2 separate regions of the Homo sapiens genome follow, and region 1 is linked to region 2. A link is a contact called in ENCODE Hi-C or POLR2A ChIA-PET data. All regions are on one chromosome and are shown on one strand. Each heading gives the region's core, a stretch centred on a gene start or an enhancer-like site at or near the end of the contact. The rest is flanking DNA. Distances are from core to core; before and after follow the strand shown.

The links. A loop is a pair of places that touch in the nucleus more often than their neighbours do. ChIA-PET counts read pairs that join two places held with the same protein, here RNA polymerase II (POLR2A). Pooled maps may share reads with other maps.
Region 1: a pooled map shows a loop between it and region 2 (5-fold over the local background). The contact joins two enhancer-like sites. A Hi-C loop is called at or near these places in 2 of 50 pooled maps. POLR2A ChIA-PET finds 5 or more read pairs at or near these places in 9 of 52 experiments (A673, BJ, CD4-positive, alpha-beta T cell and 6 more).

Annotation. Positions count from the first base shown.
Region 1 is chr20:41,229,782-41,235,973 of GRCh38, reverse strand. The region is part of intron 2 of ZHX3 (zinc fingers and homeoboxes 3); the gene reads left to right. Among named protein-coding and RNA genes, the nearest start is that of MIR6871, 64 kb to the right of the region's middle. Within about 2 kb of position 3,538, at least 14 of the 41 ENCODE cell types and tissues checked have a DNase peak (open chromatin) inside an H3K27ac peak, as active enhancers do.
Region 2 is chr20:41,272,780-41,279,205 of GRCh38, reverse strand. The region is part of intron 1 of ZHX3 (zinc fingers and homeoboxes 3); the gene reads left to right. Among named protein-coding and RNA genes, the nearest start is that of ZHX3, 42 kb to the left of the region's middle. Within about 2 kb of position 3,630, at least 4 of the 41 ENCODE cell types and tissues checked have a DNase peak (open chromatin) inside an H3K27ac peak, as active enhancers do.

The DNA.
Region 1 (6,192 bases), core at 2,289-4,788, 43 kb after region 2:
TGGTGTATCGGAATGCTTGTGATTTTTGCACATTGATTTTGTATGCTGAGACTTTGCTGAAGTTGCTTATCAGCTTAAGGAGATTTTGGGCTGAGATGATGGGGTTTTCTAGATATACAATCATGTCATCTGCAAACAGGGACAATTTGACTTCCTCTTTTCCTAATTGAATACCCTTTATTTCCTTCTCCTGCCTGATTGCCCTGGCCAGAACTTCCAACACTATGTTGAATAGGAGTGGTGAGAGAGGGCATTCCTGTCTTGTGCCAGTTTTCAAAGGGAATGCTTCCAGTTTTTGCCATTCAGTATGATATTGGCTGTGGGTTTGTCATAGATAGCTCTTACTATTTTGAGATACGTCCCATCAATACCTAATTTATTGAGAGTTTTTAGCATTAAGGGCTGTTGAATTTTGTCAAAGGCCTTTTCTGCATCTATTGAGATAATCATGTGGTTTTTGTCTTTGGTTCTGTTTATATGATGGATTACATTTATTGATTTGCATATGTTGAACCAGCCTTGCATCCTAGGTATGAAGCCAACTTGGTCATGGTAGATAAGCTTTTTGATGTGCTGCTGGATTCGGTTTGCCAGTATTTTATTGAGGATTTTTGCATCGATGTTCATCAGGGATATTGGTCTAAAATTCTCTTTTTTTATTGTGTCTCTGCCAGGCTTTAGTATCAGGATAATAAAACATGTTTTCTATTCTACCTTTTTCTTGGCCATGTTTTTTAGCTATACACAGCCGGTTTTTTTGTTTGTTTGTTTTGTTGTTGTTGTTTGCCATAGAACCAACATTTTGGCACTACCCCCCACTCCCAGCCATGTGTGCACATACACACACACACACCGAGTTTGCTGCAAGTACAGCATTACAATAATTCAAAATTATAACTGTCTCTCATGGAAAAGAGGCTGCCTGCTGGTTTGGCATGGGGATAAGTGAACTAGCTGAACTATACTCATTTCCTACTAAACAATGTATAGCTGAATGCAAGTGAGAGAGACTTACAAGGACAACCTTGAACTATCTGCCAGTTTGTTCAAAACAAAACCAAAGAAACTTACCAACTCTTGTATTTCATGTCAGCAGTGACAAAGGCTTACTGAGCTCCCCAGTAGGTGCCTGGCCCTGCATGCTGCTTCTAGAATGCCAGCAGGAAGGCCTGGCCGAGCAGCCAGCTGGCTGTGGAGCCCTTATTCTAAGACTATGCTGCCACTTTCTTGTGACACTGGAGTCAAAAGCAAAAAGGGGCTTGCAGCCAGTAACCAAAGGGCTGTATTCAAGCAGTGACCTATTTTTACACTGTAATCGGGTTGGGTTTCCCTTTTTCCCTCGCGAGGCAGTAATCTCAAATTCTTCTGAGTGCTCAAGAAGCCAGTTCCCTGTTACCTTTTTGGCTTAGTTGTTTTTCACTTTGACATAGGTCACTCTTAACTTGAGGACAGGAATATCTGTCCCTTTTCCCTGATTTGAGGGTAGGAGTTGGTTTATGTGTATAAAATGGAGAGATAGGAAAACATGAACCAAGGTAAGGAGGATAGATGGCTTCTGAGGAGGAACAAAACCAGGTGAACTAGATAGACAAAGGTATTTGGGATCATAGGTCCAAGGTTCTGCCCTTTCAAACCCTAATCACACATATGAACTAATTACTTAGCTTAGTCATCAAATTTTGCTTGTGCTTCATATGTGCTGAGTGTCAGAGGCGTAGTAATAAAAAGGTAGAACTCTTGCCTCAGCCCACAGTTTTGTGGGGGAGGAATCTTGTACCCACAATTGCAATGCAGTGCCACCAGTGCAACAGGGAAGTTGGGCCCGAGTGAGGCTGTTAGATGTTGCTGGGGAGGGGGCACCAAGAAGGGTATCAGAGGAATTCCTCCTAAGCTTCTTAGTCAGACCCTTTGCTACTCCAGCCTGTCTCGCTTCCATCAGATCAGTGCCTAGTCTGTACTGCGTTTTTTGTTTGCTTGTTTGTTGCCATTTAGGTCTGTGCTATGTACAATCTGCAAGGGTGAGTTCTTCAGGTGGGATTTTCATGTCTCTTCAAGGAGACCTTTGGGACTGGAGGACAGTGTGCCACATGGCTCCATTCTTCAAAAGGTGACATGTCTTGGGACTTTATGCCTAGGATGATACATATTCCTGTCTTGTCTGCCTGGACAACTTCTTTTCATCCTTTAAGACTTGTTTTTAGCATAAGTCCTGCTCTCACAGGATGTAAGTTCTGTTCTGATGTCCTGATAGTTCTTGTCCGGTCTCTCCATTGCCTTTTTCCTCTGTTCTTGGCATGTAGAGCCTTGAGCTTCAACTCATGCTTCAGCTGATCTATTTACACCCGTATCTATCCATGTTCCCCTACTGCACTGTGAATCTCAGACACAGGGCATATGTTTTATTCACCTAGGACATACCAGTTGCTTAGCAATGGTGAGTCACATGAAGGAAGTATGTGTGTCATGTGAATGAAGTTCCCATCTGGCAACAAGATGGCTAAAGATACTGAGAGGGCTGCAAAAGATTCTTGATTGGGTCTCAAACTTTTTGAGCTCATTGAATGTCTTTTGTACTTAAAAGGATATTAGGAAGGTTTTGCAGCATAAAGCCTAGGAGGATGTAAAAAGTGGCCGGCTGGGATTTGGCAGACAGAGATCAGTAAAGAAGGGTGTATACACCACAACATAGCAGGGAGAATGTCTAAGGGAACACCCCCATTTAGGTGTTGCTTAACTTTTATATGTAATGTACTCCTGAACACAGGGCAAAATTCACATTATCTGGCAGATGTTATCATGTCTCAGCATTGCATGGTCATGTGCCAGCTAGTTGTATCAGAGTCTGAATTCAGCATTCAAAAGGTGATTGGGAAGAATCCAAGTTTGCTATAGGCAGAAGTTGAGGTTGCTTGTGTAACAGGCTTCCTGGTACCTCCTGGTAACAGGGAGAAATGCATCGCAGGTGCTTGATAAAGATGGATGTAGCGATTAAACGAACCCTAAGACCAGCCTTGTGTAAGTTTCTCCTGACTCTGTCATGGTTTGGAGCTTACATTTTGAAAAATACTGATACATATCAAGAATTTTCCAGCCGGGCGTGGTGGCTCATGCCTGTAATCCCAGCACTTTGGGAGGCCGAGGCGGGGGGATCACGAGGTCAGGAGATCGAGACTATCCTGGCTAACACGGTGAAACCCCGTCTCTACTAAAAATACAAAAAATTAGCCGGGCGAGGTGGTGGGCGCCTGTAGTCCCCCGCGGGAGGCTGAGGCAGGAGAATGGCGTGAACCCGGGAGGCGGAGCTTGCAATGAGCCGAGATTGCGCCACTGCACTCCAGCCTGGGCGACAGCGAGACTCCGTCTCAAAAAAAAAAGAAGAATTTTCCTAGATTAGAAGACAGCTATGTACACCAGAGGGTGCTGTGTTTCAATTTTCATATCTCTTTCTTTTCCACTCCTGTGGTTGTATGCTACGTGATTCATTTGAGGACTAGCCAGTTGAGAATTTGCCCTCAACAAAGGACTGTTGAAGACCTGAACACACCCTACCCACTTGCTGCTTTCCCAGCATAACAGATGAGTTCAGACATGGCTACACCACACACTCCCCAGGTCTGCTTTGCTGTATACTAGTTCTTAACCATTGAGTTCTTTGTTTAAAACTAGACCTTTTTTTTTTTTTTATGCTGCAGCGTAAGTCCATTTTCAATATTCTTTCTCTGGTGAAAATGGAGACCATCTGGTCATCATTCTCTGTGTAATAACAATGATTGAAGATGGTTATTAAGTCACCCTTCGGCCTTTTCTCTTGCCTAGGCAAAATTGTCTTCGTTTCTGTGGCCATTACCCATAAATCTCATTTTCCAACCCTTTAATCATCTTGGTGGCTTCCTTTGAAAACAACTTCAAAGGCTGTTTCACTGCCTCTATTTTGGTGGGGTCTGGGCTGTCAGCGTCTAATGGTACGGAATGTGGTTGTTTTAACCATCTAGTTTCCATAGCTAGTTTCCACATCTCCAGGCCAATCACTATCATTAACCATTAGGAGGTGCTTTACCATCTTTTCACTGTGATATACTTTATAAATATTATTGATTAATGTGTTGCTTTGACTGAATACAAATTTTAGCTTGTGAATAATTTTAGCTGTTGGCTGATAGAATTTTACACCCTTGTTTATGGCATTTGAGGTTCTTTTCTAAGCTATTTGATTCTAAGTGAATATGTTATCTCTTATTAGAGGATATGTTAATTTTCCTGCATTTTATTCATTTATTAACTTAACATCTCTGATTGCCTACCATGTGTCAGGCTCTGTACTAAGGATTGAGGACCCAAAGATGAACAAAACATGGGGCCTAATTCAAAGATTTCACAATCTGGAGAGAAAGTCAGCCACATACAAAAAAATTATAAGGTAGAATGTGCTATAAAAAATGATTTAGGTACAGTGGAAGTTTAGAAAGGCTTCACTAAAGATGTCGTATTTGAATTGGGTCTGAGCATGAATTAGTCTTCAGGTGAGGGAGGGGGTTAAAGAAAACTCTAATGAAGGAACTCTAGTATGTGTGAAGGCAAGGAGGCTGGTGTGTTTAGGTTGCAGCAAACCAAGTACAACCAGGCTTGGACTTGAGTGACTGGAAAGACAGGAAGATGCCATGCTGAGAAAAACTGCCCATGCCAAGCTGAGAAATGTTCAGCAGAAACATAAGGTGAGCTGCATATGTCATTTAAAATGTTCTAGGAGCCACATTTTTAAAAAATCAAAATTAACAAGTCAAAAAATAAAAAGCAATGGGGGGAGATTAAATGCATATTACTAAGTGAAAGAAGCCAATCCAAAAAGGCTACATACCTGTATGATTCCAACTATATGACATTCTGAAAAAGGCAAAACTATAGAGACAGTAAATGATCAGTGGTTGCCAGGAGTTAGGGAGGAGGGAGGGATGAACAGGCAGAGCACAGAAGATTTTTAGAGCAGTAGAACTATTTTGTATGATATTATAATATTGTAGATACATATCATTATAAATTTGTCCAAACCCATAGAATGTACACCAAGAGTGAACTCTAATGTAAACTGTGGACTTTGGGTGATAATGATGTGTCAGTGTAGATTGATCAGTTGTAACAAATGTACCATTCTGGTGGGGAATGTTGATAATGGAGTAGGCTATGCATGTGTGGGGCAGTGGGTATATGGGAAATATCTATACCTTCTGGTCAGTTTTGCTGTGAACTTGATCTAAAAAATAGCCTACTAAGAAACACAAGTCAAATTAATTTTAATAATACATTTTATTTAACCCAATTTATCAGAAATACTAATATTTTAACATGTAATTGATATAAAAGTTATTAACTAGATATTTTACTTTTTTTGGTACTGAGTCTTTGAAATCTGGTCTGTATTTTACATTTACAGTACATCTCAATTCACATTAGCCACATTTCAGATACTCAGTACATACATGAGTACCTATGGCTAGTGGCTGCTGTGTTGGACAGGGCAGGTCTTGAAACCTGGACTTGCCTGACTCAGAAGCCTCAATTCTCAGCCACAGTGATATCCTGCTCCCTAAGTACTATAATGATAAACACAAGAGGAGAGGAGCTTTCAGATGATCATCTAATCCCATGACGTTAGCTGTTGCTCTCCACACTGCCCGGTGGCTCCAGTCTGAAGCATCTAGGCAGTGCTGTCCAACAGAAATACAATGAGAGCCAATACGTGATAAGTGTCCTATGGGCCACATTGAAACAGTAAAAAAAAAAAATCTAAGAATATATTTAACCCAATATATGCAAAATATTATTTCAACATCTATTTAATATTAAAAATTGTTAATGAAGGCATATAGACCAATGGAGTAGAATGGAGAGACCAGAAACAAATCCTCACACATAAGGTCAAATGATTTTTTACAAGGATGCCAAGACCTTTCAATGGGAATAGGACAGTCTTTTCAACAAATGGTGCTGAGAAAACTGGCTATCTAATGGAAAATAATAGAGTTGGATCCTTACCTTACACCATATATATAAAAGTTAACTCAAAATGAATCGAAGACCTAAACAAAAGATCTAAAACTATAAAATGCTTAGAAGAAGACAGAGGAGAAAAGCTTCATGACACTTGCAAACCATATATCTAATAAAGGGGTAATATCTAGAACATATAGAGAATTT
Region 2 (6,426 bases), core at 2,381-4,880:
GTTTGGCAATATGGGCCTTTAAAACTTTCATACTCGTTGACCCAGGATTCAAATTCTGGCAGTCCATCCCAAGGAAGTAATCATGGGTGAAGACAATAGTTTATTTACAAAGATGTTATAAAATAAACAGTCTGGGTGCAGTGGCTCACGTCTGGAATCCCAGAACTTTGAGAGGCCGAGGTGGGCAAATCACGAGGTCAGGAGATTGAGGCCATCCTGGCTAGCACGGTGAAACCCTGTCTGTCTCTACTAGAAATACAAAAAAATTAGCCGGGCGTGGTGGCGGGCACCTGTAGTCCCAGCTACTCAGGAGGCTGAGGCAGGAGAATGGCATGAACCCGGGAGGCAGAGCTTGCAGTGAGCCCAGATCATGCCACTGCACTCCAGCCTGGGTGACAGAGGGAGACTCCGTCTCAAAACAAAAACAAAAAAAAACTGTGCAGAGAAAAGTAAAAATTAGCAGCAGTGATTGTTTCTATGATTTGAATTATGTGAATTTTTTCCTCTATAGTCTTATACTCTTCTGTATTTTCCATATATCTACAATAAGTATATTCAGGAAAATATTGGCATTATTTTCTAAATTGCCAAGCTGTTCCACAAAGAAATATGAATGGCCGCTAATCACATGAAAAGATTTAACCTCAGTAGTAATAAAAGATGCAAAGAATGCTCAATAACATGAGAGATGTTTATCAGACCTATATTTAAGTGAGAAAAAATACCAATATGTGCAGTATGATCCCAGTATGGTTAAAATTGTGCATGTGCATCAGAATGTTGACAGTGCTTATCTTTTGGTAGTGGATAGTTTTGGCTTACATGAGCTTTCCCCCAACTATAATCTTTTTTTTTTTCCTTCAAGACAGGGTCTCTCTCTGTCACCCAGGCTGGAGTTACAGTGGCACAATCTCTGCTCACTGCAACCTCTGCCTCCCTAGTTCAAGCAGTTCTCCTGCCCCAGCTTCCCGAGTAGCTGGGACTACAAGTGTTACCCCCAACACCCAGCTAATTTTTGTATTTTTAGTAGAGATGTAGTTTCACCATGTTGGCCAGGCTAGTCTCGAATTCCTGGCCTCAAGTGATCTGCCCACCTCGACCTCCCAAAGTGTACAATCCCAGGCGTGAGCCACCACACCCAGCCTCCCCTAGCTATAATCTTCTCTACTTCTTTGTATTTTACAGTTTGCTTTTATTGAAAGTGTATTGCTCTTGTAATCAGGGGAGTTTTTTTTCCACACTTAAATTAATCTTTCCATCCCCTACACTATACTTTCTGCATTTAAAACATGCTTAAAATATTTGACATGGAGGGGGCCGGGCGTGGTGGCTCACGCCTGTAATCTCAGCACTTTGGGAGGCCGAGGCGGGCAGATCACGAGGTCAGGAGATCGAGACCATCCTGGCTAACATGGTGAAACCCCGTCTCTACTAAAAATACAAAAAATTAGCCAGGCATGGTAGCGGGCGCCTGTAGTCCCAGCTACTCAGGAGGCTGAGGCAGGAGAATGGCATGAACCCGGGAGGCGGAGCTTGCAGTGAGCGGAGATCACACCACTGCACTCCAACCTGGGCGACAGAGCGAGACTCTGTCTCAAAAAAAAAGAAAAAAAAAATTAACATGGAGGGTAGGGCAAGAGAAATTTGAGAGAATTCTCTGTGTAATTCAGTCTTAAGAATTAATTGAACTCAATATAAATTTATATACTACTTTGAAGAGATTTATGTTTGTTTAAAGAGGTATATTTGAGTGTATCAAATACTTTAAAAATATACCTTTTTCTCAAAATATTAGCCACGTAGATGCAACATGATGGAAAACTGACTTCGTGCCATTAAAAAATGTTACAAAAATGTTTGTGTCATTTTAAAAAAGTATATAGTTGAATAAGTTTGTTTCTTTTGTAAGAGATAGGGTCTTGCTATGTTGTCCAGGCTGACCTTGAACTCCTGGGCTCTAGCAGTCGTCCTGCTTCAGCCTCCCAAGCAACTGGGACTACAAGTACACCCCACCTTGCCTGGTAAACTTTTTGTCAAATGTTTATACTCATGTAAACACCACTCCCAATCAGTATACAGAACATTTTTGCCACTCTAGAAAAGTTCCTTCCTCATGCTGTCTTGTCTGTCTTCACCATTCAAAGGTAATTTCTATTGTGATTTTTACCACCAGAAATTTTGTCTTTTCTAGAACTCCACATTTTATTTTATATCTAACTTATCTTGCTCACCATGCTTTTGAGATTTATCCATGATGTGTGTTAGAAACATACTCCTTTTTCTTGCTGAGTAGTATTCTATTGTGTGAATATCACAATTTTTAAAATCTATTCTTATGCTGACAGGTATGTAGGATGTGTCCAGGTTTTGGCTATTTAAAAATTGAGGATAGTTTGTAGCTATGTCATAAACCCCAGTGTGCTTTCTTCCTCCTTTTTCCTGTCTAGCAGGGCTTGTGAAGCAAGCACTTGCCCTGCAGTTAAGGGCATGTTTCCAGGCGCTTATAACTAAGACCACCACAAAGAGAACAGAAAACAAAACTAAAGTGAGCCCGCCAAGTCCCAGGCGGACGCCTCAAGAGTTCAGCTCTTGGGCACAGAACGGCAGGCCTGCAAATTAACTGAAAACTCCCTTTACAGAAAGAAAAAAAGAGCTAAGCATTGAGAGAGCTCGGGGAACCCAATTAGAGACCCAGAGAGCTACTACCACATTGGATCAAATCACAGCAGTTGTTTTGAGACCGAGAGGTTATTCAAAACGCTGAGCCTTGACTATACTGAGAGTGAGGCAGGGCGCTTCCTCTCCCCAGCAGCCTTGCAGCAAATTTCCCAAAGTGCCTTATCTGGGCTCCCTTTTACAGAGGCTTCAGGCTAAGGAGTACTAGGATATACTCTTAAAGTACTTCCCTGACTGCTTTTCCAACATGAGCTACATTTAAAAAAAAGAAAAAGAAAAACAGACTTTTAAGGGTGGGGTTGGGGGACATACTTGATAACTGGAAAACAAAAAAAATCCCACAGACTCAAGTGGCTATCATACATTCAGGTATTGAGCATACTCCCTAAGAACAGGAATTCTCAGCTCTGGGTTTGAGGGGCCCAGGATGCCTCTTTCTGTGACAGACAGGGCACAGCATCTCCTCTCCTATCTCATTCCTTGTAGAGTTCATTTTCCTCTATGCCACCACCAACCAAAGAGAATGTGGCCTTTATCCTGTTTCTTCGGACACTGCCTCTGTATCCAACCCATCCTCTGAATCTTTGTTTGTTTAGTGTTTTTATAAATTTATTTTTATTTTTTGTATTTCTTCTGTCCTCTGAATCTTCACACAGAGTTCAGGTTAACTGAGTGCAACTAGAGCTGAAGAAATGGAGAGGGAGAAGTACAGTCATTCAGTTAGCGTGTTGAAGACACTTTTAGAAGATGGGAAATTGTGTGAGCCCTAAAGATAGGACCCTCATCAGGCAGTGGTAAGACCAAAGAATAGGAAGTCCTCTCCATCTGCCATGTTAGAAGGGCTTTCCAGTTCTGGAAGAATTTGTGGCAAAACTCATGCCATGAGAGTGAGTCTCCTACGGATGTTATGCTGACCAGCCTTGCTCACTGTGCTGATTGCTTGGCATCAGACTCAGCCAGCAGGAGTCCACCCTATGTCTATCCTAACCCAGTTCTCGTCATCACTGGACTGTTGTCTATCTTTTGCGTCACTGCATCAGGTTTTTACCTGGTTACCTTCTGGGCCCCATTTCTTGCCTGGGCCTATTTTTTTTTCCCTTGCCCTCTTCAACTTAAACTTCCTGGTGAAAACAAAAAATAAACATTGACTCAGAAATTCAAATTTTACGTTAGCTAACATGCTCTGCCAAAGCACTGACCCTGAGCACCTGCCAGATGATATTTTTATTGCTTTTAGTTTCATTATAGATCGCAAAATATATGGAATTGGATTTCTTTTTCCTGCGATTTGGTGCTGGTTTATTTCAACAGATGGTATTTTCTGACTGAAGGTATTTATAAACAGTTTGATTATTTCTTTTCTTTTTTTTTGAGACGGAGTTTCACTCTTGTCACCCAGGCTGGAGTGCAATGGCACAATCTGAGCTCACTGCAACCTCCGCCTCCTGGGTTCAAGTGATTCTCCTGCCTCAGCCTCCCAAGTAGCTGGAATTAACAGGTGCCCGCCTCCACGCCCAGCTAATTTTTGTATTTTTAGTAGAGACAGGGTTTCACCATGCTAGCCAGGCTGGTCTCAAACTTCTGACCCCAGTTGATCCACCTGCCTTGGCCTCCCAAAGTGCTGGGATTACAGGCATTAAGCCACCGCACCTGGCCCAGTTTGATTCTTAAGATCCTTTCTGATGTTGCTGGATCACCTTGGACTATGAGTTTCATGTAGCTTATACATTGACAGGAGGTGCAAACTGAAACTTTGAAAAGTTGACACCAAACATCACTACTGAGGCAATCACTGCCCCTCACTCAGACTCATAATCTACTGGTTTCAAATGAACCAGTATTTATTTTAGGGGAATATATACTTTCCTTGCAATTGCGAGTCTTAGAAAACTCCACAGTGATTTTTCCTGGGTTATTGTGTTATCTTCAGTTCTAATTTTGATGTGTGAGCAAAAAACAGATTGTATCCAGCTCAAGTTACCTTTATAATATCAAGTGATTGTTCTCTCACAGACTTTAGCCAAAAATTTTTAAAGACTTGTAAAACCCTTCCTCTCCAACCGACACCCTGTCCAACTACAGTTGATACTTTAAGCTCTGACTCTCAAGCTTCTGTGAGCAAAATCTTTGGCGAAGTAGCTAATGTGACATAATCAATTTGGGGGGATTTGAACTACATGAAAAAGAGTTCCTGATACTGTTCTGCGAAGTCTGTTAAACAACTTAACTCTTATCAGTGAACAAATAAGCTTCGTGCATCTCTGTTCCTCTACTGGGAACTGAAGATAATGAAACTTAATTATAAATCAGGAAAATGAAAATCCTTAAGTTCTGACCTTTTCCATAGCCCAAAGCAAACAAAACAGACGTTACATAATTTACCTTCATTCTCTGGAGTATGAATTTTGGATTACCAATGGCAAGTATAAACTTCATATTTGTGACATACTCCAGGATATTAGTAAATTACCATAGCGATACAGACAGCTAAAGAAGTTAGTGTATCACCTTATCAAGGACATTTTAAAATAACCTTAAAATTACATCATAGAATGGAAAGACATCCATGGATTAGAATACTTAAAGATGGCAATACTACTCAAAGTGATGTAAAGATTCAGTGCAATCTTGACCAAAATTCCAGTACCTATTTTTGCAGAAATAGGAAAGCTGATCCTAAAATTCATATAGAATTGCAAGGGACCCTGAATAGTCAAAACAATCTTGAAAAAGAAAAACAAAGTTGGAGTATTCATGCTTCCCAATTTCAAAAGATACTACAAAGCTACAATAATCAAAATAGGTATAAGCATAAGAATAGACATATAGATCAGTGGAATAAAACTGAGAGTCCAGAAATAAACCTGTACATCTGTGACCTTTGAGAACAGTGCCAAGATGATTCACTGGGGAAAGGACAATCTCTTTAACAAATGGTGCAGGTACAACTGGTTATCTACATGCAAAAGAATGAAGTTGGACCCCACACATATTAAAATTAACTCAAAATGGACCAAATAACTAATTATAAGAGTTAAGACTATAAACTCTTAGAAGAAAACATAAGGGTAAATCTTCATGACCTTGGATTTGGTAATGGATTCTTAGAAACACACCAAAAGCACAAGCAACGAAAGAAAAAATAGACAAATTGGATGGCATCAAATGTTAAAATTTTGCAGCAAAGGATGCTATCAAGTAAGTGGAAAGGCAACCTGCAGAATGGGAGGAGATATCTGCAAATCTGTTAAAAAACAAACAAAACAAAACGAAAAACTCTTAACAACTGAACAACAGAAAAGATAACCCAATTAAAATATGGGCAAGGGACTTGAATAGACATTTTGTAAAGATATGCAAATGGCCAAGAAACATATGAAAAGATTTCCTGGGTCATTGGTCATTAAGGAAATGCAAATCAAAGCCACAATGATATACCATTTCACACCTACTAAGATGTCTATACTTTAAAAACAAAACAAAAACAAAATTACAAGCATTGATGAGAATGTGGAGAAATTAGAACCTTGTACTTTGCTGGTGGGAATGTAAAATGTTGAAGCCACTGTGGGAAACAGTGTAGTAGTTCCTCAAAAAGTTCCGTATAGAATTACCATATGACCCAGCAATTCCACTCCTGTTTATATGTCCAGTAATTGAAAACAAGTATCAGACAAATACTTGTACACTCATGTTCATGGCAACACTATTCACAATAGCCAAAAGATGGAAACAACCCAAATGTCTATC